3 separate regions of the Homo sapiens genome follow, and all the other regions are linked to region 2. A link is a loop called in an ENCODE intact Hi-C map of the cell type or tissue named here. Cell type or tissue: CD14-positive monocyte. All regions are shown on one strand. Each heading gives the region's core, and the rest is flanking DNA. Links, peaks and the distances in the headings are about the cores only. Region 1 overlaps CDH23 (cadherin related 23). Region 2 has its middle 12 kb from the start of CDH23. Region 3 overlaps CDH23 (cadherin related 23).

What was found. Peaks named below come from ENCODE experiments on the same cell type or tissue, not always from the same donor. Only the 100,000 strongest peaks of a DNase experiment are listed, where the experiment ranks them.
Region 1: a loop joins it to region 2, with 7 times the contacts of the local background. A loop is called at or near these places in 101 of 110 quality-filtered maps.
Region 3: it touches region 2 in a loop (2.6-fold over the local background); 48 of 110 quality-filtered maps call a loop at or near these places.

Annotation. Positions count from the first base shown.
Region 1 is chr10:71,566,332-71,574,331 of GRCh38, forward strand. CDH23 (cadherin related 23) reads left to right here. Exons shown (of 70, transcript NM_022124.6): 7 at 411-605; 8 at 4,459-4,587. Among named protein-coding and RNA genes, the nearest start is that of CDH23-AS1, 58 kb to the left of the region's middle. RefSeq lists enhancers at 1,260-2,081, 5,483-5,984. In CD14-positive monocyte, for the core only: CTCF peaks have their summits at 3,850 (motif pointing left) and 4,049; a DNase peak (open chromatin) is centred at 3,860.
Region 2 is chr10:71,379,806-71,390,887 of GRCh38, forward strand. It overlaps a transcript of SLC29A3 not described here. Among named protein-coding and RNA genes, the nearest start is that of CDH23, 12 kb to the right of the region's middle. In CD14-positive monocyte, for the core only: CTCF peaks have their summits at 4,596 (motif pointing right) and 4,801; DNase peaks (open chromatin) are centred at 3,176 and 4,606; H3K27ac peaks cover 2,366 bases.
Region 3 is chr10:71,605,742-71,613,741 of GRCh38, forward strand. All of the region lies in intron 9 of CDH23 (cadherin related 23), which reads left to right. Among named protein-coding and RNA genes, the nearest start is that of CDH23-AS1, 98 kb to the left of the region's middle. RefSeq lists an enhancer at 6,551-7,065. In CD14-positive monocyte, for the core only: CTCF peaks have their summits at 3,627 and 3,828; DNase peaks (open chromatin) are centred at 3,630 and 7,880; H3K4me3 peaks cover 603 bases; H3K27ac peaks cover 552 bases.

The DNA of each region.
Region 1 (8,000 bases), core at 1-8,000, 180 kb after region 2:
TGTTAAGTGCATGGTCTGTCTGTGAAGGGCTGCCAGGAGGGAGGCTTGAGGCTGGTCCCCAAAAAGGAAGCCTGCAGCTTGGGCAGCCAAGGAGCATTTGACAGAGGAAGCGAAACCACCAAGAAACAGGTTTGGGGACCGTAAGACCCCTCATCCAGAACTCTAGGTTAAGCAAATCATCTTTGGAACTGGTGCTCTTTACAGCCACCAGGAGGCCATCAAAAAATGAAGAAGAGGAAAAGAAAAGATACCGCATTTTAAATTTTGGGGCCCCTCCTAGAATGAAAATGACAAGGCCTCGGGTCTGGTTGGCTGAAGGATGTAGAGAATGGGCTTTGAGGGACTCAGCCCTGATGGCGCAGCTGCTCCGCACTGGCTCACCCTTGTACTTGCTTTGCTCTCATCCCCAGAATACACCAGTGGGGACGCCCATCTTCATCGTGAATGCCACAGACCCCGACTTGGGGGCAGGGGGCAGCGTCCTCTACTCCTTCCAGCCCCCCTCCCAATTCTTCGCCATTGACAGCGCCCGCGGTATCGTCACAGTGATCCGGGAGCTGGACTACGAGACCACACAGGCCTACCAGCTCACGGTCAACGCCACAGTGAGTCTCCATGCTGGGGCCCCGGCCGTCCCAGCTGCCTCTTCCCACCCTGGAAGAGAGTGACGGGGCATTCCAATGGGACATTGACCCAGTGGCACACACTCGATGATCTATAATAATTATAGTGGTGACAGTCATGATAGAAATGAGGCTGGCATTACTGAGGCTTTGTGCTGTGTCCCTGGCACCGTGCTGAGCACTCAAAGGGACTTTAAACCTCAAGCAGCCCCGTGTCATAAGTATTGTTAAGATGCCCACTTTGCAGATGAGAAAACTGAGGCACAGGAGCAATTCAGTGACTTTCCATGGTCACCCAGGAGCCCGACTCCATAGCCTGCTCGGGTAACTTCCTTGAGACATTCTTAGTGCAGAGTGCCTCTTGCTCTCTGGGACACAGGACAGAGGTGTTCACCCAGCTGTGTCCTGACACCATCCAACCTGCAGGGCCCAAAGGAGTTCAGGCATCCTGCCTCTACTCCACAGAGTGGTGACATTCCACATCATCCCTCTGTGCCAAGCACATTGCTGGCCCCTGGGAATTCCAGGATGAGTGAGTCAAGGGCAGAAGGCAGGAGAGGGTAATTATCCCATCTGATGGCTGACTCTGTTGAGGGTCACACAGCCCATGAGTAGTGGCGGAGCAAGAACCCAAACCAGGTTGTCCACCTCTCAGTCCAGTGCCCTGACCACCATGCCCCATGGCTAGACATCTCCAGGTCTCAAGAACATCGCAGCATGCCCTTTGTGCCAGCTGTTTGGGAGATCCTGGGGAACAGGCAAGCCACACTCTAAATAGGGTCCTCCCCCTACCCGCCCCCTCTCCTTGCTCCCAGCTGCTGCCTCAGGGCATAGCTGGAGCCATCAGCTGGCAGCAGGGCCGTAAGCTGGCCTGTTGTCCCTTAGATTCTGTTGACAAAGCTTACGCCAAGAGCAAAAAAACATGGGAGTCCCTCTCAACCCTCCAGGTCCTATCTGCCTGACACTCAGCATCCACTCCTGACCCACATAGCTGTCAAGGGGCCTGCCGGCAGCGCTGGGGGGCTCTCCTTGGTAGGTCACAGGCTCTAGATCCAAGGCTCTGGATCTGGACTGGGTCCAGAATCCAGTTTTGAAAGATGGGGTGCCCCCAGACTTGGCCAAGATGCAGAGAGAGGCCTCAAGACCCAGGAAATGCGAACTTCTTGTTTGGCCCTGGCCCAGTGGCTGTGGGGAGGTCACTGCAGGTGACACTCACGTTCTTTCCTTCTCCCCTGTTTAAGTGTTAGTTGCCTGGGAGGAGCTGTGTGCTGCTGTTTGTAAAACTGACCTCAGAGGTCAAGGGGACATGCAAGCCCAGGATTTGCTTTTTGTGCACATTTGCCTGCACCTTCCATGCAGCCTGGCACCCACACATGCGCTGCCCCTCCACCGCACTGTTTGCACACACCAGGGCCCAGAAACACGCAGATGCTTGCCCGCTGTGGGATAATTTCCACCCACCATAAAAATGGCTTTGGACCGTGGGGAATAGACCAGAGCTGGGCACAGGCAAGAATCTGGGTGGCGGGGCCTATCAAGAGGACTGGGCTCAAGCTGGGATGATGAATACAGTTAAATTGCTGTTACTCTCCCAGTAATCAGGCTTGGAAGCAGCAGAACAGGAGGGGCCCTAGAAGTCCCTCTCTAGATGGCTTCTCCCTTGCTTCTGGAGGAGCTGACACCGAGTCCTTCTCGGGGCTGGTGCTGTGCCCTTGGCTGCTGAGCACTTCCCCAAGGAAGGAGATTCTCGGCCTGGCATTGCGGGCAACAGTGTCAGTTCCCAGCCACCACTGAGCTGGTACCAGGATGGGGAAATTGAGGCATCCTCTGGGAACAAGCTGCTGAGAGCCATGGGCCCCAGAGTTACAGCTGGGAGCCTGACAGGATCACTCCCCTTTCCCCACCACAGAGTCCAGAGTGGGCTGGGCAGGGGCATTTGTGGCATGAACAGGACTGCAGTCACAGGTATGGGACAGAGAGGGCCTGTGCCAGGCTAGACAAAAGCCAGCTGCCTGCAAAAGCCTGGTTATGGCAAATCAGAGCCACTGGCATCCCCTGTCCAAGAGGTCAGGGGACTTGTTTTGAGCTTCCCCGCTCCAGCCCTGGGTGCCTGGTGGTCATTCAGGTCCCTAGCTGGGAGCTCTCCCCATGGGCAGTGCCCAAGCCTGCCGTGTGGGCCCCAGTCCTGGAGCCTGGGAGGCTGCCTGCCGAGAACCTCTCTGCTCACCTCCTGCTTCCAGACCTTCCTCTCCCTTGCAGCACCCACTCCCATCCCTAAAGGCCCTCCCACCCTCTCATTGGCTGTCCCTGAGGATTCCTAAAGACAACCAGCCCTCCCTTCTCCTAGGCACAGCAGCTCCATCTCTGCAGGCCAGGAGGAGGCACCAGGCTTCTTGGAACTCCAGGAATGCCTTGCTTCATTCAAGTCACCCCAGACAAACTAAGGGAGAGCTAACCTGGGGACAGTCGCTCCTCAAATCTTAGCTCAGAGAATGTTCGAGCCTGAGGGGCCTTAGAAGTCATTCACTTGAGCCCCTTCATCTCACAGAAAAGGACATCAGATTCCCAGGGGGAAAAAGAACTCATTTGAGGTTACTCAGCAAATTAAGAGACCGAACTGATGTTAGAGCCCCAAGTCAAAACTGTTAGTGGCAAATTTTTATGTGAAAGGATCTGAGTTTGAGTTCTGGCTACACACTTAGAAGTTGTATGACTGTGGACAAGTTACTCAGCCTCTCTGAGTCTCTGTTAACTCATCTGAATAATGGGCTCATCATAACTACAGATGCGAGTGAAGTGCCCGGTAGAGTGGCTGCCACGTCATCTGTACAAAGCACTGCAGTTACTATTATTGCTGGCTATTGTTATTCAGTTGCAGCAGGCTACTTAAACAGTAGAAGATAGATTTGGAGTTTTCTTTCTTGCCAAGCATTAAAAAAAAATTTTTTTTTTGAGATGGGGGTCTCGCTATGTTGTCCAGGCTGGAGTGCAGTGGCTATTCACAGGTGCAATCTTGGTGCACAACAGCCTCGAACTCCTGGGCTCAAGTGATTGCCCCACCTCAGCCTCCTGAGCAGCTGGGACTACAGATGCATCGTTGAGGTTTTATACAATGAAATTCCCAACTGACGGTTTAAATATTGCTTGCCTGGCTGCAGGGGGATGGCCTGTGTGACCTCTCAGGAGTCTTTCTCGGAGTCCCCCAGATGTCACAGACCCTGGAGCTCCCCCTGCTGGTTGGATTGGGAAAAGTCACTGAACCAGTAAATCCCCAGCCCAAAGCAAGGGACTCATGAATGCAGGGACACAGGTGCCAGATTAATCCCCTCTGTGGCCTTTCTTCTGAGGAGTCCCCATCTTTGTCAATCCTCTGCTGCCCTGGGATGAGTGGGGGCAGGAAGTGGGCACAGAGAGGGGTGGTGACCTCCAGCTGAACTCAGCAAAGGAGCTGAGGGCAGCACCATATCTACTCCAAGCTGGTCATCCCACCACCGGATGTCCAAGGAAGTCAGGCCTGGGCTACTAGGGGCTGGAGGTCTAGCTGTACCCCAGCCCTGCTTTGTAACACTGGATAAGCTGCCTTCCTCTGGACCTTGGGGATGCTGTTTGTGTTTTCCTGTACAGCTCAGAAATCACCATGGCTTCTTAGAATTCTTAAGCTTCCTTTTACTAAGCCCTTCCCTGCTGGAGTGCAAGAGCATGGGTGTGTGTGTGCGTGTGCATGTGTTTGCACTTATGTGCTGCACGGTGCAGGTCTGTGTGTGTGTGTACATATGTGTGTGAGTGTCCCCACCATCACTCAACCTAAGGCTGTGTGTTCTCTCCGCTCTCTAAGGATCAAGACAAGACCAGGCCTCTGTCCACCCTGGCCAACTTGGCCATCATCATCACAGATGTCCAGGACATGGACCCCATCTTCATCAACCTGCCTTACAGCACCAACATCTACGAGCATTCTCCTCCGGTAAGACTCCTGGCCCTTCCTTCTCAGAAGTCCCTTCTCAGAGGGACTTCCTTCTGAGCTCCTGTTAGGGATGGGCCCTGTTAGTGGGCTGGGCTCCTCCTTGGCTCCTCCGCAGTCCCTGTGCGTGGCAGTGATGAGTGTTCTGGCACAGCGAAACCCCAGCCACTCTTCACACCACGCCCATCTCCTCACCCTCTCACTCTACCCAAGGGGCTCTGTGTGGCAAAGAACAAAGGCTTCCAGGGCAAGTAACGGGGAGCCATTCAGACAGACTTATGTGGAGGGATGGGGATCCCATGGAAAATTCAGCCTGTGCTGAAGAATGGACTCAGTCTGGCTCCACAGAACATCAGTGTGGCTCAGCCGTGTCTCTGCCGTGTCAGTCTGTCCCTCTCTGCTGATGAGCACTGCCAGAGAGGGTGGCAGCTGCCCTTCTTCAAGGGTCCTCTTGGCCCCGGCTCTTCCCTGCGAGCTTGCAGCTCCTTCTGCCCTCCCTAATGCCCAGTCTTTGGATTTCTTAAGTCCAGGTTTCCAAGAAAGGCTCCTGATTTTTCTGGTGTGTTGCAAGGTCATAGGTCACCAGCCTGTAGATCGGCTACCCATGGGTGTCTTAGAGGACAAAACATGCCTCGGCCCACTCTGCAAGGCTGTGGATGGAGCAGCTTTGCTCAGCTGTGGGCCAGACGGGCAACGGCAGCCATCTCTAGTCTCATAACCATTCGTGCGTCTGTGCAAACTTGAATGCAACACCGGCTGTGGGTGGAAAAATTAGAAAAATGCGCCTCCCCTAGGCAGTCACAATCCCTGGTCATTAGCTTAGGGAACAGCGTTTGGGGAAAGAAAAATGAGCCCCTTCTTTTGAGAGAACTCAGTGTGCTTAAAGGAAGGACTCAGCTTTGGGAGCAAAGTGGGGCACCCGCCTAAGGCTCGTGAGCGTTCAGGGCCCCACCCGCACCCCTGCACAGGCTCACAGAATTGAGTGTGACAGGTGAGCTTCCCTTGACTGGGGTGCAGGCTGTGCTCCTGGGCCTGACCCCTCATTTGGAGACCATGGCTGCCCTGGCCACTGGCCTCCCTTCACAGCATGAGGCCGCAGTCTCCTGGTGTATGGGGCTGGCATTTGGCCACTTCCTTCTTGGGACAGGTGTGGAGGGAGGCTCTAAGAAGCAGGATCCTTTCCGGCCTGCTACTGTTGAGTGTTTGAAGCTGCTTTGAGAGTAGAGGGGGACAGATCAATGCCCCCAATTCCCCAGCCTTCTCTTTCTTAGCATTCCGTGGGCAGTGGGAGCCCCTGCTTTTGAGACTGAAGGCTGTCTCTTCTCAGCACAGCCCAGCCCATTTCCCATGACTTTCCTAGCCCCTTTTCTCTCTGCCCCTAGCCCAACTTTGCCAGGCCGATACCTTCTCAGCATCAGGTCAGCTGTGACGTGCTGTTTTCAGATGAGGCAGGGCCCACAATCTGCCCATGGCCCCTGGACATCTCCTGAGTGGTCAGCACTCTTGAACAACTTGCCCCACCTCTGCTCCCCTGAAGGACTGGAAGCGTGCAGTTCAGCAGGGACAGGGTCTGCTGTGGGCATAACATACAGTGTGTGCTCAGGAGATGGTAATGGAATGGATAAATGAACAAGCACCCTCACCCTGGGCAGACCAGCATACTCACCATCCTGCACCCTCTCCGCCCCTGTGCCTGCTCTTGTCGCCAGCCCAAAGTCCACCCACCCATTTGTTCCCAGTTCACTCTCTACCTTTCTTATAATTTTTTCCCTGGCTTCTTCCCTATCCGTCCCAGAGATAGCAACTCCTCTCCCTCAACCCTGGTAGAATTAACTCTCTCTATGCTGTGTAATTTTCCACTTAATTATAGTCTCGCCTGTAATGTTACCTATATATGTGGGTTACTTCTGAGCCCCCAGTAATCAAGGTACCTGAGTCTCTGGGACATGATCTCATCCTTCCTTTGGGTCTCCAGGGCATCATGCCCAGAGCTAAGTGCAGGGAAGATGCCCAAGGCCAACTAGATTGAAGTATAGAACATGGCAGTGGCTGGGCAGCCAGAGGAGCTCAGAGGAGTCCCGCACTGCCGTACTCACTTTGGCTGAATCAAACGGCCTCCTGACCAGGTCCTCACTGGGAAAGGGGGATAATTGTGCCTGCAGTGGTGCCTCCCTCTCCTTAGGGTTTTAACGGTTGGAGATAATGCACATAAAACACACAGCAAGTGCTGCCAATTAGCGGACATTAAACCACGCTGGGCAGTGACCTGGTCAGTCAATTACAGTAGCTAGGTTGGGTTGGGGCTCCCAGCTTCAGCTTCCTTTCAGAGTCGTTGTAGTTGGCAAGAGGTGTGTTCTTGGTGTGAGTGTCCCCTGAGACCCCTAGGTTGTCTTTTTCTAGTATCTTTTTAGTATATCGTGCAATGCTAAGTTTGCATGCTTTTATTTCAGACCTGCAGATTTCTGAGCTGTCCATCCATTGGGTCTGCACTTCATCCTTTTATGCACCCATCAGACATTGATGCGGCTGGTCCCATGTGCAGGCCCCATGCTAAGCCATGCCCTCTGCTCTACAGGTGATCCCACAGGCCCCTGCTAGGACAACTCCTCAGTCTCAGCAAACCAGAGCCTTGCCCTCCTTAGCTTCCGGTCTCCTGATGCTCCATTTCTTGGCATATGCTGTGATTCTCCTCTCTCAGACGCAAGGATCTTGATGTCTCTTTGCCTCACCAGTATTGTTCCTTTGTCTCCACAAGGGCACTAAGGCCCATGCCCAGGGAGCTGCTAGACCCCCGATCTGGGTGGTGCAGGTTTCAGCCCCACAGCTTGGCTTATGGCTGGGCTGGGGGAGCCAGAAAAGGCAGTGCATTGAGGGTTTCAGACCCTCCAGCCTGGCCCGGCTCCCCTGGGGCCCACAGAATCTGCCTCCGTGTCCACACATCTCTGCCCTTCCTCCAGTCTCCACACTTGAGGAGTTCTCAGGTTCCCTCGCCTCTTGCAGAGCCTCTCTCCTGCAGGCCGATTCCCTTGCACTGCCAGCCTGATCCTTCCCGGCTGCTAATTGGTTTCTGTGCCTTGATCTGGGCCCTCCATGTCCCTTTACAGTGTAGAACCCTGATTTAACGCAGCATTCCCAGGCCGGGCCCAGGCTGAGATGCACCCTGGCCTGTTCTGCCTCCCAGGCCAGAGGACCCCAGCACCCCCATTCCCAGCCTTGCCTCTGCTGCCCCGGGGCCCCCACCGGACCTTTCCCCACTCTCCCCAACTCCCCCTCTTTATCTGCGGCTCACAGCATGTATGCCTCCCCCTATCAGCGTATCAGGTTAGCATGCCTCATCTAAAGTGTATATATTACCTAATAAAATCCTTCTTATTTGGGATTATTGCATCAGATTTTAATTTCCTCACTCGAGCAGC
Region 2 (11,082 bases), core at 1,562-9,561:
TTTGGAAAAATCCCGAGTGCACTTTGTGGACACTGCTGGCCTGAAATAGTGGGGCACACTGGCCTGAGAGCTCCCTGGCTCCCAGTGCCTAAGGTCCTTTACCCCATACTCCCTCAAGGTCCATCCCTATACCCTCCAGCCCACAGCATGTGACCAAGCATGTGCCCCTTAACCTGGAGCTGGAACCCTTCCTTTCACAGATACCTGGAAATTGAGCCAGATCTGCATCCGAGGGACACTAGAAGGGATGGGGAGGAGCGCTTACCCCTGAACTCTGTTTTGTCTCATGTTTGGAGGCCCAAGGTCATTTGGTTCTTCAGATTTCCAGCAAACTATAGCTCTCACTCCCTTCCCGCATGCCCTCACCCCACGGCTTTTACACTTAAGAGGAATGGCCCTGCCTTCTCTGGGCCCACAGCTCCTGTGGCTTGAGGTTCCAGCCGTCTTGTTAACAATTTTTCTCCCTGCGATGTAGGAATGATGGCTGTGTTAACAGGTCGGGGGGCGGTTGGGGAGACACTAACAAGATGATAAACCTTGGTATTTGGCTCTGCTGCTGACTTTGAGCGAGTCCTTTTTTACCTCTCAGAGCCTTATTTTTCTCATCTGTAAAGTGGGGAGTCCTGCTCCCCTCCCCTGAGGTTGTTCTAATGAGGCCGTGCTCATAGTAGGTAAATAATGTACACACACAACATGGGCATGCACAGCGATGGGTGCAGGTTGCAATTGGGACTTCCCTCTGTTCCCTCCATCACAATTGATGAGGGACTTTGGGGCTGATCTTGACTTCTCCAGGATCCTGGTCTCCCAGTAGGTTGCTAGTGATGCTCAAAAGGTAGGGGTCTCTCCCCAGGACACTGCCAGCCTGCCCTTCTGGGAGGAAGGAGACAGAAAGGGTTACTTTGGCAATCACGAGGCTTAAGGATGCCCCAATGCTTCACCCTGTCCCAAACCGACCCCCTACTCCCACCCCCAAGTCTAAAGTGGGTCCCTCTACAATAATCTCTCATCACGCCATTCATTCTTCCTTTGTGGCACTTATTATAAGTGCTAATTATTTATCAATATTTGTTTTTTTAAACAAAACTTTATTATGAAAAGTTTCCAACATTTACCAGAAAAACCCAAAACAGAACAGTATCACAGACTCCATATACCTATCACCCAGCTTCAACAATGATCAACTCGAGGTCAATCTTGTTTTATCTCTACCCCTACTCACTCCTGCCTCCTAGTATTAATTTGAGGCAACACATTTGTAAATGTTTTGGTAGGTATTGCTAAAAATAAGGGCTCTTGTATAAAACATAACCACAAATACATGTCATTATACATTTATCCAAACCCACAGAATGTACAACACCAAGAGTGAACCCTAATGTGAGCTATGGACTTGGGGTGATGATGGTGTGTCAGTGCAGGCTCACTACTGTATCAAATGCTCTGCTCTGCTGGGGGATGTTGATACTGTGGCAGGCTGTGCACAACGTGGGGGCAGTCTCTGTACCATCTTCTCAATTTTCCTGTGAACTTAAAACTACTCTAAAAAAGTTAAGTCTTAAAAAATAAAATCAAAAGAGCAAAGCTCCTGTTATTAAATCTAAAAAATGAACAATAATTCTTTGGTATGTGATTATTGTTAAATGTGTATCTCCCTCCACTGGGTTGGGAGCCTCATGAGAGCTTGCGTGAGGCCTACTAGGTCCTTGGTGAGTAATTGTTGGATGGATGGATGGATGGGTGGATGAATGGATGGAAGGATGGATGGATGGAGAAAAGGCAAAGGGAGCTGGGAGCCCACTTTGCTTTCCATGGATGCTGTCTGATCCCTTCAACACTGGGGTGTGATCACTGCCTTGCAGGTCCACAGACTGTCTCATCCTCTTGGATGTGAGCACCACCATGGAGCTGAAAACCTTTCTCAGTTTTTTTCGCTCCTAACCTGCCTTCCACAGAATCAGGCAAGTAGTCGCTAATCCTCTCCTGTTGGCTGCAGCCTGCTCCCACTGTGCAGCTAATTCCACCTTCCAACTTAATCATCATGCTTAGCACTTTCAATAAGGGCTTTTCATCTTCAGAGCACTGCTCAGCCATTAGCTGATTACTGTAATCTGTCCAACTCCCAAGACGTCAACCAGCATGGCAATGAGAGGCTTCCCTTATTCTCTTGGAGACTCAGTTTCCTCATCTGTAAAACTGGGTTAATATACCTAACTGGCATGGTCGGTGTAGGGTTTCAGTAAAATAAAGTCCAGAAAGTGTCTGGCACTGTCCTTTGACACCTAACAAGCCCTCAGTAATTGTTTATTATCTGTTTCCTGTATGGTGCAGAGGTTAACTCTCATTGGAGAGCCCAGAAAAATCTGGATTTGAATCCAGCTTCCTCCGCTTAAAGTTACATTTCCTGAGCCTCAGTTTTCTGATCTCTAAAATGGGGGTGATGGCACTGCCTCAGTTGGCTGAAAGATCAAATGATGTGACATATGTGTGTGATGTGCTGGGCACAATGTGAGTCACCTAGGAAGTCCTTCCTGGAAGGAAATGGAGGCAGGGAAGGAGAAGGAGGCTGTAGTGCTCCTTGGGAAGGTGCTAGATAATTCTTTTCTCCTTTGTCCCTCAAGATGTTTGAGGGGAAGAAAGATGCCTATTGTACTCACCATTACAACCCCAGCCAACTACCCCCTTGCCCAGCTGTGTGCTCAAAAAAATAAGTAAAGGAATTCAGTGTGCTATGGGTGGAACTACATCTCAACAGGACTGGAGAGTTTATAGAAGACTTTCAGATTTTTCTTTATCTCACAACCAGAGAAAGTAAACAGGCCAGGGATTATCCCCACATATTACAGACGAGGAAACTGAGGCTCAGAGAGAATAAACACAAGGCCTGCAAACGTTAAGAGCTAGAGCCACCCCATCCCAATTTGGATGCATCAGGAGACGTGTCTAAGCTTTGCCCTCCAGAGGAGCTAGGCCTCTGTCTCAGCTGGAGTTACAGGTCTTCTTGAGACCTTCTAAAGCTACAAGGATTCTGCCTGCTAGCCCTTCCTCTCACCCTACCTGGTATGGGGCTGTATCCCAGTGCGCCTGTTTTTAGTTACTGAGAATTTCAACATCAGGGCAGCCATGAACAGCTGCTGTGGTTGTAACTGTGCAACTCTAGCAGAGGGATCTCATTCATCATAACAGCAATGAATCAGCAAAGAAGTTAAGTCCTCACCATAAAGTTGGGGGTGACTCTAGGAGGTGATAGAGGGCCCTCTCTATACACTGACTGGGCCTGGGTTAGGAGTCCTGTTCCAGGAACCAGGGCTCCTGGCATTCCCTGAATAGGCAGGGTCTGGCATCAGAGTGGCAGCATCAGGAGGCTGATCTCCGCCCTTCCTAGGGAGAAGCGTAGGAAGGACTTGGGAAGTGAACCGTAAGTTTCAAAATGTGAGGGAGTTAAGGAAAGGGAGCAAGACTCTGAGCTGGGTACTTCACGTGCGTTATTACCTATACTGTATCATATGTAAGCAATAATTTAATCTGATAATAAGACTCTTTGGGGCCGGGTGCAGTGGCTCACACCTGTAATCCCAACATTTTGGGAGGCTGAGGTGAGTGAATCATTTGAGGTCAGGAGTTCAAGAGCAGCCTGGCCAAAGTGGTGAAACCCTGTCTCTACTAAAAATACAAAAATTAGCCAGGCAGTAGTGGCGCACGCCTGTAATCCCAGGTACTGGGGAGGCTGAGGCAAGAGAATCATTTGAGCCTGTGAGGCAGAGGTTGCAGTGAGCTGAGATCATGCCACTGGACTCCAGTCTAGGCGACAGAGTGAGATGCTGTCTCAAAAAAAAAAAAAAAAAAAAGACTCTTTGGATAGGCACCATCAACCCATTTTACAGATGAATTAAATGGGGCACACAAAAGTTAATTAAGTTGCCCAAAGGGTGACACAGCAAGGAAGTGGCACAGGTGGGATTCAAATTCAAGCCTACCTGACTCCAGGCCCCACAATGTTGCCTCTAGTTGTTACCTGCATTTTATAATAAGGAAGGCAGCCAAGGCCCAGAAATGGGCAGTGATTTTCCCAGAGTCACACAGCCAGCTAGTGGCTGGGCAGAGACTGAAACCAACAGTCCAGACTTCCAGTTCCAAAATGAGCCCATAAAAGTACCTGGCCCGTAGGAAATCTTCAAGTCGTATTTGTTTTTTCATTTGTTTTTCATTTTTGTTTTAGAGACAGGATCTCACTCTGTTGCCCAGACTGAAGTGCAGCGACACAAACATGGCTTACTACAGCCTTGACCTCCTGGGTCAGGTGATCCTCCTGCCTCGGCCTCCCAAAGTGCTGGAACTACAGGCATGAGCCACTGCACCCAGCCATCCATTAATATTTGTGATAGAAACAAGGCTAGGGAGAATCCCTGGATGGCTGAGGATAGGGGAGCAGCGGGGAGGAGCAGATGGTAAAGAACAGGCCTTGCTGGAGACCACCAACCTGCTGCTTTTTTCTAGGAGTTGCCCTTTAGCCTTCCCTTCAAAGTAGGGCTTGGGGAGGTGACCCAGAGCTGGGAGGGGTGAGAGGTGTCGTGCAGCACTCGGCCTGCAGGTGGCGCCCCACACTGCAGTTCTGTACTCCCCCAGGGAATGGGAGCCTGCAGGGGATTTTCCTGTGGCTGGGCGGGGTGGGACCAGGGCAGTGGGTCTCTCACCAGCGTTTTCAGGATGCCCCTAGACAACAGCTCCCCTCTCACCCTGGCCGCCTATGCCTGGCTGTGGCTGTGGCAGCAGATGGCTGACAGGGCCCAGATGGGAACTCACACCTCAACTCCTTCCTCCCTGGTCATGCCCTCTGCAGGGCCCTGGGTGAGAAACCTCAGAAGGACTTGAGGTCATCCAGCTGCTTGACCTTGGCCAGTTTACTGAGCCTCTTGGATGCCTACTTTCTTCATCTGTAGAGCAGAAGTGGGTTTTATTTCCAGGGTACTGGGAGGATCAGATGGAACATTTATAAAATGCCTGGCCCAGGCTGGGCATGGTGGCTCACACCTGTAATCCCAGCACTTTGGGAGGCTGAGGTGGGCGGATCACGAGGTCAGGAGTTCGAGACCAGCCTGGCCAACACGGTGAAACTCTGTCTCTACTAAAAATACAAAAATTAGGGCCGGGTGCGGTGGCTTACGCCTGTAATCCCAGCACTTTGGGAGGCCGAGGTGGGTGGATCACCTGAGGTCGGGAGTTCGAGATCAGCCTGGCCAACATGGAGAAACCCGTCTCCACTAAAAATACAAAAATTAGCTAGGTGTAGTGGCACATGCTTGTAATCCCAGCTACTCGGGAGGCTGAGGCAGGAGAATCGCTTGAACCTGAGAGGTGGAGGTTGCAGTGAGCCAAGATCGCACCATTGCACTCCAGCCTGGGCAATAAGAGTGAAACTCCATCTCAAAAAGAAAAAAAAAAAATGCCTGGCCCATTGCAGGCACTCAGCAGACGGGAACTGTCAGGATTATTCCCATGGACAGTGGCTGCCTGTCCTGATGTCACATCTGCCTGGCAGCTATCTCTTCTTAGTCTTTCCCACCTCACAATGGCAATCCATCACACCATGCCTTACCAGTCACCGCCAAGCTCTGTTATCCATGCCCTACAGACCTGGTACTGCCTGGAAGACAATATAGAAGAGCAGTTAAGTGGAAGGCCCCAGTTCTCACCGTCTGTGTGCAAAACCTTGCCTCTGCGCCTTCCTGTGTGGCCTCGGTCGAGCGGCTCCCGTGTTGCAGATTCTTAGTGCTCAACACTACATAGCACAGGCTCCTGGAAGCTAGGTTAGAGCCATGTGACTCACTAGCTCTGGCCAGGGAAATGGGGGAACAGGAGTGACGTGGGCATGTGTCACTCTAGGCCAAGGCAGGTAAGAGACTGTGGATTCCTCTACCCTTTCTTGCCCTGCCACAGTGACCTGTGTGTGGCCAAAGGGCCTTGTGTTTCCATGGTAAAGCACTAAGATAGAAGCACCCTAGATCCCCCAAGCCACTCTCAGAGGAAAGCCACCCCACCAGCATCGTGTTATATATGAGCAAGAAGTAAACTTTTATTGCCACTGAGGCTTCAGGGTTTGTTTATACCACAGTGTAACCTAGGTTAATTTTACGGATGCAGCCTCCCTGTGCCTCAATTTTCTCATCAGTGAAAATGGGGATAACAATAGCACTACTGTCATAGAGTTGTTGTGAGGGTTAAATGAGATCGTGGATGCAACCCTCTTAAGATGTAAAAATCTTAGTTTTTATCATTCTATGGGAAGATACAGAACAGTATGAAATGATCCTACATGCTCAGAGCAAGCGGGGCCCTGGGAACTTGAACTCACATTTCATGTTTAGATGAGGACACCAAGGCTTGGGGCAGAGGAGGGGATGCCTTGTTCAAGGTCATGCAGGCAAATGGTGGGAGAGTCAGGGCTGAATCCTGACTTTCTGAGCCCTGTCCAATGTATTTTCAGACACATTTTGGTCCCTGCCTTCTGGGAGCTCATGATCTAATTGGAAACAAGACAGACATACTGTGGAAAGATCATTCAAGATTCCATGCTATACCCAGATGCGAGAGTCATCCAGACAGTGAGGGTTCTGAGGGCCAGAGGAAGACAAGGACCTGGGGGGTCTGGGAAGTGGGCAGAAAAGGCTTCTGGGAGCTGATGGGATTTGAAGAACGGATTTCAGCAGAGAGGAGGAGTGGGCAGAGGGCAATGGTGGGGGAGACAACAGTATAATCCCAGGCCAGGAGAAAGGGAGGTCAAGGAGCAGAATGGTCCATAGAACAGATAGATCAAAGCATGGTATGTTTAACCAGTTTGAGGGACAAGTAGATTTCTTCCCCTTTTTGACCCCTATTATAAAGAGCACTGCACTAAACACCCCTCTATGTATCTGTGTATTTTGTCAGCTGAGATAGAGGTTTTCTAGAGAAGAGAGGTTGGGTTGTACCTGGAAAGGTATGGTGGTCTGATTTGCAGGAATGGTGTTGTAGGGTTTGGAAGGCTTTTGAATGTGAGTAATACAGAGATGGTTTGACTTAATTTTTCAGGCCAAGACCTCCCAGTTTCAATCATTTGCTTACCATATTTACCAATTTTGGCCTATTCATGTGACAACTATACTGTTAGTGACCCAATTTAAATTTTAATCCCTCACTTTTAAACTCATACATTTATTTTAAAAGACTTTTTATCACCATCATATAATTTAGTTTGTTTGTTTTTTAGACAAAGTCTCGCTCTGTCGCCCAGGCTGGAGTGCATTGGTGAGATCTTGGCTCACTGCAAGCTCTGCCTCCTGGGTTCACACCATTCTCCCACCTCTGCCTCCTGAGTAGCTGGGACTACAGGCGCCTGCCACCACACCTGGCTAATTTTTTTTTTTGTATTTTTAGTAGAGATGGGGTTTCACCGTGTTAGCCAGGATGGTCTCGATCTCCTGACCTCGTGATCAGCCCGTCTCGGCCTCCCAGATTTTTTTAAAAAATAAAAACAATGCTACTTGCAATAAATACAAGATAACTATTGAAATAAATACAATGATAGCAAAACAGTATTATTAAATACAGCCATAATTGCCTGCCAGAGGCAGAGCGGAAGGCCTGATTCCTTCTGGTTCAAGGAAGAGGGATTATCAAGTGTTAAAAGACATAATAGCACAAATTGAGACTTTCTCCTTTGCTTGTTTGTATACGCTAGGACAGAACTGACAGGGGAATAACTTTCTCACCATGCGATTCAAAGAGGTCACCTGAAGAAAGCTTGCATCTGGCAGAAAGTGACTTGTAGACCACACCGAATGGGCATCCTGTCCTCTGAAGACTGTCACCAGAATGACAGCAAGTTCTTTTGTGGGGTAGTTTGACAGCAGTAGGGCCCAGGGATGGAGGACTGGGCCAGATGATCAAAATCTGCCCCTCTTTTTGGTGGACATTAGGTTTTCTTGTGTGGGACTGATGGGTCGGGGTGGGGTGTGGGGGTTCAGAACAAAAGAGAACAGATTTTGCTTACTGTCCCTGACTATAGGTTGTGGAGACTCTAACTCTGGGTCTGCTTCCCAATAAAAGAAGAAAGTGATCTCTGGACATAAAAAAAAAAAAGACACTTTTCTGGGGGCATTACAAGGAGAATGGGAATTGCCTTCTCCCTGCACCATCATCTACAGTCAGGGCGGGCTCCGTGGATGTGTGACCTGCGCTGTCACATAGAGCCCTGTGTTTGGAAGAGCTCAACACTCGGTTTAATGCTCGATTGTTGCCATCATTCCATGGGATACACACTGGCAGACAAAAAGGAGGCAGACCCTCTGGGGACCATTGTGGAAAGAGCTACAGGACATATCTTAAGAGAAAAAAAAAAGTTATAGACAGTATGTGCAGTATGGCTGTATTTGTCAAAACAAAAAATTCTTAAAATTTTAAAAACAAACACACACACACTTCATTATTCCATTTTCCCTCAACTGGCTGGTTAGTGATACGTCCAATTACCACTCTTCTAGGGTTAGCCTGGAGATGGAGCAGACATCCTTGATTTATTCATGTTTACCAGACACTCCCATTTCTACTCGCTTATTGGACAAGGCGAGGACCTCAGAGCATTCTAACTCCATTTACCCCCTTCCTGCTTATGTGCCATTGGATTGCGTATTTTAATTCTCCCTATATATTTTACACATTAGTTTTATTGTTTTATACAGCCAAGATTCATTTGTATTTACCCGTATTTCCCTTTCTATTGCTCTTGTTTCCTTTCTGAATATCCAAGCTTCCATCTGGGACCACTTTCCTTCTGCCTAAAGCATACCCTTTTGTATTTATTTTTATATTTGAGCCATTCATATGGTTCAAAATTCAAAAGTACAGAAGTGTGTCATGATAGATATCTTTCTCTCCTACCCCTGCCCCTAGCCAAAAACTATACATTTCCATATGCACATAGAACATTCCTTGGAAGGAAATACACCAAATTGAGAACAGTGGTTTGTCTACGTGGTCTGTAATGTTCATGGTGATAATGTGTTCATGTCTCCCATATGCAAAGAAAGAGAAAGTCAGAGACAGGCAGCCAGGAGACCCAGTCTCTTCTGATTGACAGCCTCTCACTGTGTCCTGCTGTGCACGCAGTCATTCTGTTATACGTGGCCTCGTTTGATCTTGGCCACAGCCCTGTGGGACATGAGAGGCAGGGTTCCTCAATCCCAAGTCTCCCATTTTCATGAGCACCTACTATGCCGGGTGCCACTTCATAGTTGCCACGTCACTCAGTCCTCACGACAGCTCTGCTAGTATTGTCGCCATTTTACAGATGAGCAAACTGAGGGAAACAAAAGTTAGGTAATCTGCCCAGGAGGCAGAGCCAGGGTTCAAAGCAAATCCCAACAGTCCAACTCCAGAGCCATGTTATCACAAACCCCATTATACAGCTGAGGAAACTGAGACCCACAGAGGTTGAGCCCTAGGCTCAAAGTCACTAAGTCAGTAGTGGCAGAGCAAGAACTCACATCCATAACTTTTGGGGTTAAAATCCACAACCCTCCCCCTACCAATGTTTTTTTTTTTTCTGCACATTAGAATCATCTGAGGAGCTTTCAGAATGCCATGTTCAGATGTTAAGACCAAAAAAATTGGAATCACTGATTCTATTTTTGTGCCCCCCTCATCTTCCAGGAGTTTCTGAAGTGTAGCCAGGGTGAGAACCACTGTCCTTGCCCACAGGAGAAAGGGCTCAGAGTCAGGCTCTTTGGATTTCATTGGATCCGGACTTTGCCTCTCATTAGCTCTGTGACTTTGGGCACACTGCTTTAACAGTTCTGTGCTGCCTCAGTTTTCTCACCTGTCAGTTTGGATAACTGTAGTGTCTTCCTCACGTGAGGATTGAATGAGACCAGCCGTACAAAGACTTGGAACAGCAGCTAGCACAAGATGAGCTTTAAATAAATCTTACCCTTATTATAGTTGTTATAGTTATTATTATTTTTGCTGTGTGCCTTTGCATAGAACCTGTCCCCCTCTGGGCCTCACTCAGGTCCTCTATGTGTGAGCACACTGTGGGGTTTGGACTGCAGGGTCTTGAACAGTGTCTTCCAGCTCTAATGCGCCTTTGTCGCGATCGGCTGGCTGGGTCTCGGGCCTTCTCCACTTGCCCTCATATTTGTGGAAGCTTGCCCTTTCTCGTGAATGCAGAGGCGGCAACAGGCATGTGCTTGGAGAACCAGAGACCACTTCTGTGGGACGAGTCCAGCCTGTGGTTATGGTATTGATCTTCTCACAGCCAGGATGTGCTGGGCTGTGCAGAGTGGAATTGCCCACTGAGGGGTGGTGGCTGACAAGGTGCCAGCTGCCCCAGAGAGAGGCAGAGGGCCCTGGACGGAGAGTGCCTTGGAGAGGCAGGGCGGGGGCCGAGGCAGAGCTGGGGCTCATGCCCACTTCCTACCAGTGCCCAGGGCACTTGGTGCCAGTCCTTGCCACCAAGTGCCATTCTGCACCAATGCATAATTCATGCCCCCATGTGCCAATCTGTGCCAGCTTTAATTAGCTTCTAACTTTTTGTCATTCATTTTGCTCTGAACACCTTATAAATAAATGATGGGCGAGGGGAGTGGCGAGCAGGGCAGGAATGTGAGGGAAGGACCGTCTTTTCTTCAGCCACAAAAGGGAGGGGTAAGCTTCCAAGGCTGGGCCCAGGGAACCTCATGCCCCTGGGGCTTTCCTGGGGGCCTCCACGCTGCAGAGGGGTGGCCTCAGCCCACATTGTCAGCCTTCCAGCCTGCTCCTCCACAAGCCAAGCTGGGCCGCCACAGCTGTGCCAGGCTCCAAGGGCTCACAAACTAAACTCGGGAGCACACGTCTGGTTTATGGTGGCAGGCGCTGCCCCGGGAGAGGGCGCATAGGCTGGGGACGATGACGGCAGGAAGCAACAAACAGCTCTTTATCAGCTGTGGGGTGGGGGCATGAAAGGGGGAGCAGGAAGGGATGGGGAAGCTGCTATGGAGGAGCCCACAGGAGAGGCGTTTGTGTGCTTTAAAAATAATCATCGACCCTCATGGGGAGGAAAGACTCGTC
Region 3 (8,000 bases), core at 1-8,000, 220 kb after region 2:
TCATAACTTATTTAATGAATCCCCTATTGTTGGACATCTAGGTTACCTCCAGTTTTTCTTACTAAACAGCACTATGGTGAACATCCTGGTGACTGCATTTATGGGCACATTCATGATTATTCCCTTTGAAGAAATTCTCTCCATGGCAGTGTAAAGGTTTTTCAGGAAATAGGTTCTTATTTCAGCCATAGTCCCTGGTGATGTCTTTCTGGTCCCCATCAAAACATCCTCAGAGGACCAGGGGCCGCCTCTCTGAGGCTTTCCATTTTACAGGGAGCCATGCACAGTGCATTGCTGTGGGTGGAAGAGTGTGGCTTGACCCTTAGCAAACTGGCATGATAGATTTCACTATCTTTGGCTACTCAAGTTAATGCTTCATAAACTGGAGCCAGTTATTAGCAAATTAATCAGGGTCCAGTTTGTAGCCTTATTAGGAGAGGTTATAATTTGTTGGTTTAAGTGAGCTTGATAAAAACTGTTGTGGTGTAAAATGCCTGTAAGACAAGCGGACTGCCGTTCACACCTACTTGAGGGACTGGAAGTTTGTCTTACCCTGACTGGACAGTAATAACTAATTAACTGAGATGGCTCAGCTCAAACAAACATAGCACTGTGGCTGCATCAGGAGGGTATTACAGCCCCAACTGGAATTACTAATTGGCTGATCCCTCCTCGTGGGCCCTAGTGCAGCTGTGGTGTCTTTATGATGTGTGACATCAGGAGTCACCCCAGTATCACTCTGCTCCTCAGCCTTTTGGACCAGTCTCAGAGTGGCCCTCAGACATTCCTGCTGTGGCCCATTCATCCATTCAGAAAACATTGATTGATCACCTGCTAGGCATCTGCTGGGCACTTGGGGAAACCAGTCCTGCCCTCCTGGGGCTTACATTCCAGTAGGGAGAAACAGACAATAAGAAACACATAAACAGATGGAAGAGAGGTTCAGAAAGTAGAAGTGCTTTGAAAGAAATAAAAGAGGATAATGGAGAGAGAGTGACAGGGGTGAGGGTGGGAAGGTGGGGGTAACTGGGGAGGAATCTGAGGAGTGACATTTGAATGGAGGCCTGAATGCACACAGAAGAGACCTGCAGGAAGAGGCTCCAGGCAGCTTGGGAAGCTTTGGGGAGGGGCGGTCTTCCCCCACCCCGACTGACCCAGGATCCTTATGCGGCAGCAGACTCTCGGCAGGCTGGTCCCCTCTCCTGGTTGAAAGCCGAGGTAACCCACACCGCTGGCTGCCATATGTTGATCGTGGGGCTGTTGAATGTAGCCCAGCCCAGATGCCATCCAGGATGCAGGCCCCTTTTGTCATCAGGCAGCTAAGTAACGATTTTTAATTCATAAGATGTCTTGCTCAAGGCCCATATCTCATACTGACTCCCAATTTTCATTATACAGTGATACAACTCTATACCAGTCAGAATGATATGGCTCCGCTGGACAGCGATGGGCCTGCAAGCCAGCCTGCCCCAGGGGCGGGGGCTTAGGCTGCCCACACACAGCTGCTTAATGGGCTACACCTGGCAGGGAAGACAGGAAGGGCCAGGGGCCTCTGAATGGGACATGAACTCTTTAGCTTCCTGGAAGCTGAGTTTAATTCCTTGCTCTACCTCTCACTGCCTGGATGATCGAGTGCAGGTTATTTTTAACCTCGCTGTGCCTCAGTTTCTTCCTCTGTAAAATGAGGATAGTGTGTCTGTCTCAGGGGTTTTGTGAGACTGAATAAGACATGCATACAAGACACTTTGCGCAGTGCCCAGCACAAGGTCAGAACTCAATCTATGTTGGCCATTGTGGGGCATGCCCCTCACAACTCTGGGTGAGAGGGGCCACAGCTGGGACTAGCTTGCTCTGAGTCTACTATTCCGAAAACAGGTATGGCCAGGTGTGGTGGCTCACGCCTGTAATCCCAGCACTTTTGGAGGCCGAGGCCAGAGGATTGCTTGGGCCCAGGAGTTGAAGACCAGCCTGGGCAACATGGTGAAACCCTGTCTCTACAAAACATACAAAAATTAGCTGAGCGCAGTGGTGTGCACCTGCAGTCCCAGCTACTAGGGAGGCTGAGGTGGGAGGATCACTTGAGCTGAAGAGGTTAAGTCTGCAGTGAGCTGTGATCAAGCCACCACACTCCAGCCTGGGTGATAGAACAAAACTCTGTCTCAAAACAAAAGGAAAGAAAATAAAAGAAAACAGGCATGGCAGGAAAGAAGAAACCAAAGTGTCCACCTGCTACATGTCAGGCACCACAATAAGTGCCTTACGTACATGATCACTCCTGATGCTCACACAGCCTGGTGAGGTAGGAGTTGTTATCCACACTTTACAGATGGGAAATTTGGCCCAAAGGAATGAGTGGTTTGCAGGAGGTCTCACAACTGGTAAGTGATGGAGCTGTTGTTGGAACCTAGGTCTTTTTCACATCCTGCGAGTTCATGCTCAGTATGCGGTCTTCACCAGGGTGTTGACGTAATAGACTCCAGGCACAGACCATGACTAGAAGAGAGACCATTGGAAGGAATGGAAGCAGATCCCAGTTCTGCTCCCTTCCCTGGGTAAGGTCCCTGACGCTGGACCTGGGCAGGGCCAGGTGACCAAGTCAGAGGCCACAGTGGAGATCAGGATCGCACAGGTCAATCTCATCCAGCCTCCTGCCTCCATTCAGACACTGCCATTTAAAGAGATGGCTGCTTAGGCCCAGCTCCTAAGATCCCGAGCTCCTCATAAGCCATGGCTTTTTTCTTCTCTTCTCTCCCCTGCGGCCCCAACACAGGACTAGGCCCCAAGTATGCCGCTGCCTCTTACATACTGGTTGACCCTTTGGAATTGCTGCAGAGGGAGGAAGAGAAACTTCAGGCCATCCAACAAATATATAATGAGCGCTGTTCTGGGGACTGCCAGAGATTGCAGCATGAGACCCCAGCCCTTATCCTCAAGGCCACGCTGGGTCTCCAGGCATGAGAATTAAAGAAGCGCACTGCACAGGGCAGCTGCCTCGTGAGTTCTGAGCCCAGCACTCAAGGGCTCAGAGGAGCCAGAGGTGGCAGAGCCTCCAGGCGAGAGATGCGGGTGGGCTTCCTATAGCAGGTGATACTGGACCTTCAGAAAGGGCAGTTCCCAGGCCGAGTGGGGAGCCTTAGGCTTTCCTTTAACTCTGAGTGCAGAAGAGCAGAGGCAGGACTCAGGGGCTGTTAGCCCAGCGGAGCAGACAAAGCAATTGAAAGTCATCAGCCTGTGTTCCCGCACGCACCATCGGCCACTCACTAAACTGCTTTTCGCCCAGACCCAGCTCTGCTGTGGTTCAAGATGCTGCCAGTGAGATAACAAGGGGACAAGATGTGGGAATGATGAGATTTGGCAGCAGGCAGGAGGGGCGATGCTGCAGGTGGGGCAGGGGGCGTGAAGGGGGGTAGCCTTCCAGCCTGGAGGAAGAAAGAGGTAGGGGGATAAGCCTAAGCTCCCCCTGCCCCACATGGCTCGAAGAGAGAGAACTGCCCCGCCCCAACATCAGACCTTCTACCCCCTGCTGCAGCCCCTCCCAGTCCACTTCTCTCTCCCTCTCCCTCTCCCTCTCCCTCCGACCACCTAGAAAACAGCAGAAGTCCTTTGCTTGACTCTGCGGCGCCCTCTAGCTGCCACTCAGCCTCTTGCCTTGTTTTTTACACCAAACTCTGGGCAGCAGCACCTCAGGACCTGTGCTCACTGTCCCCACATCCCTGCCCCACCGTCCCTCAGTATCTTAAAGTCTGACTCTGGGGACATCTGAAGACCCAGTCAGTGGCCTTTGCCAGACCTTCCTCTTCCTGAGCTCTCTGCTCTATCTGACCCTGCAGACCGTCTCTTTCTCAAGACTGCCTCCTTCCCTGACTCTGGGCACCCGGCACTAGGCTGGTTTCCCATCTACCTCTCTGGCCATTGCTTCTCTGTCTCCTTCACTACCTTCTAAATATTCCTGGTTATACTCGTCCAATTATACATGTGCCATAAACAGCAGCCTCGCCTGGTGCGCTTTTTCCCAGTGTCTGACGAACGTCACCAGCCCCATTGTGCTGACAGCTCTTGTCTCTTGCCTTACCTTCCCCCACCAGTCCCCATGGTAGGCCACCTCCCCAGCTACCTGGAAGACATCGCAACATGGACATTCTGCTGCTATGTAAAACTCTACCATGGAGGAATTTATCTAGAACTTTCCAGAATGTGTAAGGACTCCCCCGTGTGTGTGTGTGTGTGTGTGTGTGTGTGTGTGTGTGTGTGTGTGAGAGAGACAGAGAGACGAGAGAGAGAGAGACGGAGTCTCACTCTATCACCCAGGCTGGAGTTCAGTGGCATGATCTTGGCTCACTGCAACCTCCGTCTCCCAGGTTCAAACAATTCTCCTGCTCAGCCTCCCGAGTAGCTGGAATTATAGGCACCTGCCAGCATGCCCGGCTAATTTTTATATTTTTAATAGAGATAAGGTTCACTGTGTTGGCCATGCTGGTCTTGAAATGCTGACCTCAAGTAATCTGTCCACCTCGGCCTCCCAATGTGCTGGGATTACAGGCATGAGCCACTGTGCCCAGCCCTAGGACTCCCTCTTGAGGAAGAAGCCACTTTGTTGACACTCCACTCTATGAAGGATGATGATCTCTTATTTGCCTCATCCTATTTCCTTGCCCCATAGCACAGGGCCAGGTGCAGAATGTGCACAAATGTGTGGAAGGCGAATGCTTGCAGGGAGAGAAAAAGAAATGTAAATCTAAGTCCAAGCTGGCCACTTGCTAGCCATGTGACCTTAGGCAAGTTATTGAGCATCTCTGAGCCTGCTTTCTCACACAGAAGATGGGATATCTTCTTATAAGGTGGTTGCAACGAATAGGTGATGTGATTGTGCAAACAGCTTAGCTCAGTGCCTGGTACATGGTAAGTGTTTGATAAGTAGTGGCTGCTACTTTTTAATAAATAGGAGAATGAAGGCTGCAATCCCCACCCCCCGACCCCTGCCCAGCAGCCTTTCACACATGATTCATTCCTCCCAGCCTCTCTCTTGCAAATCTGAAAAGGTCTTGATTCCTGGAGCTCCTAGAGGAGGTGGCTGCCCCCAGGAAAACCAGCAGGGCCAGTAATGACCTGCTTTTTTCTTTTGTGATCAATTTGAATCACCAGTTCCCAGAATCCTTACGGTGGTAAAAGTGCAGCCACCACCCCACCCCAAAACCCCTCCCCTACCAGATACTCCCCGACCCTGGAACTCAGGACAGCACCTGTCCACCCAGGGGAAGCAGCTGCCCTTCTGCTCAGCAGAAGTGGGGCTGAACAGATGAAAGGCTTCCCTGGTGAGCGCCCCCAGCCCCCCAGCCCCCCATGGGAATTGGATGAAGAATGTCTGGGAGACCAGAAGGCCGACACGGAGGTATCAGTTTCCAGGAGAGCAGAGAAACTTGCATGTGTGGCTGCCAAGCCCACAGCGCCTGTGGAGGGGAGGACGTGGAAGTGAGGGAAGAAGTGAAGGGAGCGAGGCAGGGATGTGGAGTTCCCCTCCGCACCCACCATCCTGAATGAGGGGGGAGCAGAGGTCAGAGCTCTGGGTTCAGGGCCCTGTGTGTGGGCCTGAGGGTTTTGTTCTCAGCCTCAGTTCAGGGCAGCCTGTAAACACTAGCTCTCTGTGGCGAGGCTCTCCTGGCAAAAGTGTGGGGTTGGCTCAGTGTCACTGCTGGGAAAACAGCTGTAGGCACAGGCTGCTGGGGTGGTGGGGAGAGACCATGGTGGTACCATCTTGGTAAAGCACAGGCAGCCAACATTTGTTGGGAGTTTCCTGTGTCCCCAGCACTATATTAACTTATTTAATCCTTAAAGTGACAGCCTGGGGTGGGTTCTATTATTGCCCCCCTTTTACAGACCAAGCAACTGAGGCCCACATATAAGTCACTTGATCAAGTTCACACAGCCAGTAAGTAGCAGACCCATGATTTGAACCCGTGCTGTCTGCCTCCAGAGGGTGTAATCTTAACCATTTCTTTTCCGAATTGCTTTTCTTCAGGGGCCTTAGCTCAGCGAGTACTTACACTTTCAATTGTGTGGTTTTATCATGAATGTCTGTCTTCACAGACAATTCATATGAGACTGAAGGCATCAACCTTGCCTGCTTTTCTTTACCGATTCTCCAACACCTTGCGCATAGTAGGTGCTCAATATGAACTTGAAGGAATGAGTGAATTAAAAAAACCAATGAATCTTTGAATGAGACGTGCCCTTGGCCTTTCCAGCTTTGGAGGCAGGGCTCATCTCCTGCCCCTACCCAAGCCTAGCAGCATCCCAGAGAGTACCAGTGTTGCTATGGTGACAGTAAGAACATCTTACCGAGCATCTCACTGAGTCAGTCCTCTCTCAGGTGGCCTTGTCGGCTCCCTAGGTATAGCTCTTTCTGGCTGTTGGTCTGGGGAGTTAATCACTCGTGCTTGGCAGGAGGTGGGAAGGTGTACTCCATGCAAACAGATGTGTGAAAAAGAAGTGTGTGTGTGTGTGTGTGTGTGTATGTATGTGTGTCTTGAGTTTGGTTGAATGTGGACTGTGTGGGGGGTACTTGCCTGCAGGTTTGTTGGAGAAGGTTGCCTAGGTCGGGGCATGGGGTGTCTTATGTGCTGGGGACAGATGCCGGGTTTGGAGTGGGCAGTGTGTACGTGAACGGGGCATAGGAGCTGAGTGAAGAAATACAAGTGAGTGTTCCAGGGTTGAAAACCCTGTTTTTCAAACCAAAAATGAAAGCACGTCATTCAACAAGGGGCTTCAGGTTTGTGAATGATTTATAAGAAAAATCTCACAAAGATAAAAATTGAATCACATTTAGCTAAACATTTGATAGGCTCCTTTATTTAAAAAAGTAAATTTATATGAAAATCTGGAATGCTGGGATGCTGTCTGTGGGGGGGCTGGGGAGGGGACCCCTGCCTGTGAGTGTGTTGGGGCAGGAGTGGGAGGCCGGAGGCTCTGAGGTCTTGCCTCAGGGCAGCCCTTCAGCTGAGCCTTAGGGGCTCAGAGGACCTCAGCCCCTACAGGGCCCTGCACTGCCTCTGCTTCACCCAGCCTCAGCACTGATCACCCTGTACGTTGAGTGCTGTGGCCCCCATTAAAATGTATCGCCATTTGTTTTTGAGACAGTCTTGCTCTGTCGCCCAGGCTGGAGTGCAGTGGTGTGATCTCGGCTCACTGCAACCTCCGCCTCCCAGCTTCAAGCGATTCTCATGCCTCAGCCTCCTGAGTAGCTGGAATTACAGGCATGCGCCACCACACCCAGCTGTTTTTTGTATTTTTAGTAGAGATGGGGTTTTGCCATGTTGGCCAGGCTGGTCTTGAACTCCTGACTTCAAGTGATCTGCCCATCTCCGCCTCCCAAAGTGCTGGGATTACAGGCATGAGCCACCGCGCCCAGCCTGTATGCTCATTAGAGAAGCACAATAACTGTTTGTTGAATGAATGAACAGATGAAAACACACATCTCGTTTCTCTAGCAGCAAAATTCCCAGCTAAAGAAACTCCCTTCTATCATACATTTATATGCCTCCTTGCAATCCTGTCCCCCCAACTCCCCACTATGCAAACGCAGCCATACAAAACCCAGCAGGAAGTGACCTAGGAGTCTCCATGGCTGGGAAAGGAAGCCTTAGGCAAGGGGATAGCTACAGTGACACCCCCTCCTGGGCTGGCCCCATGTTAGAGATTCCGAAGGCATAGACTGATAGACTGAGTTCTAAACAGGCCCCACTGTCTGCAGCTTCTGCCTGGCCTTGCCCAGCCCATACAGTGGACTGGGAGGACAGGTGAGAGTGGCCACTAGCCACTAACTTGGGTAGAAGTAAGCTGCCTTGCTGACCAGCACAGGCAGGTGACTCAGCATGGGTTGGCTGAGAATAGCTTCTGTCCCAAAGTCTAAAGTTAGAAGAGGAAATTGCCCCACCCTTGACTTTTTCCCTAGTTAATCCAAGAGAGGCTATGAGCCTCTGCTACATGCAGATCCCTTTAGAGTT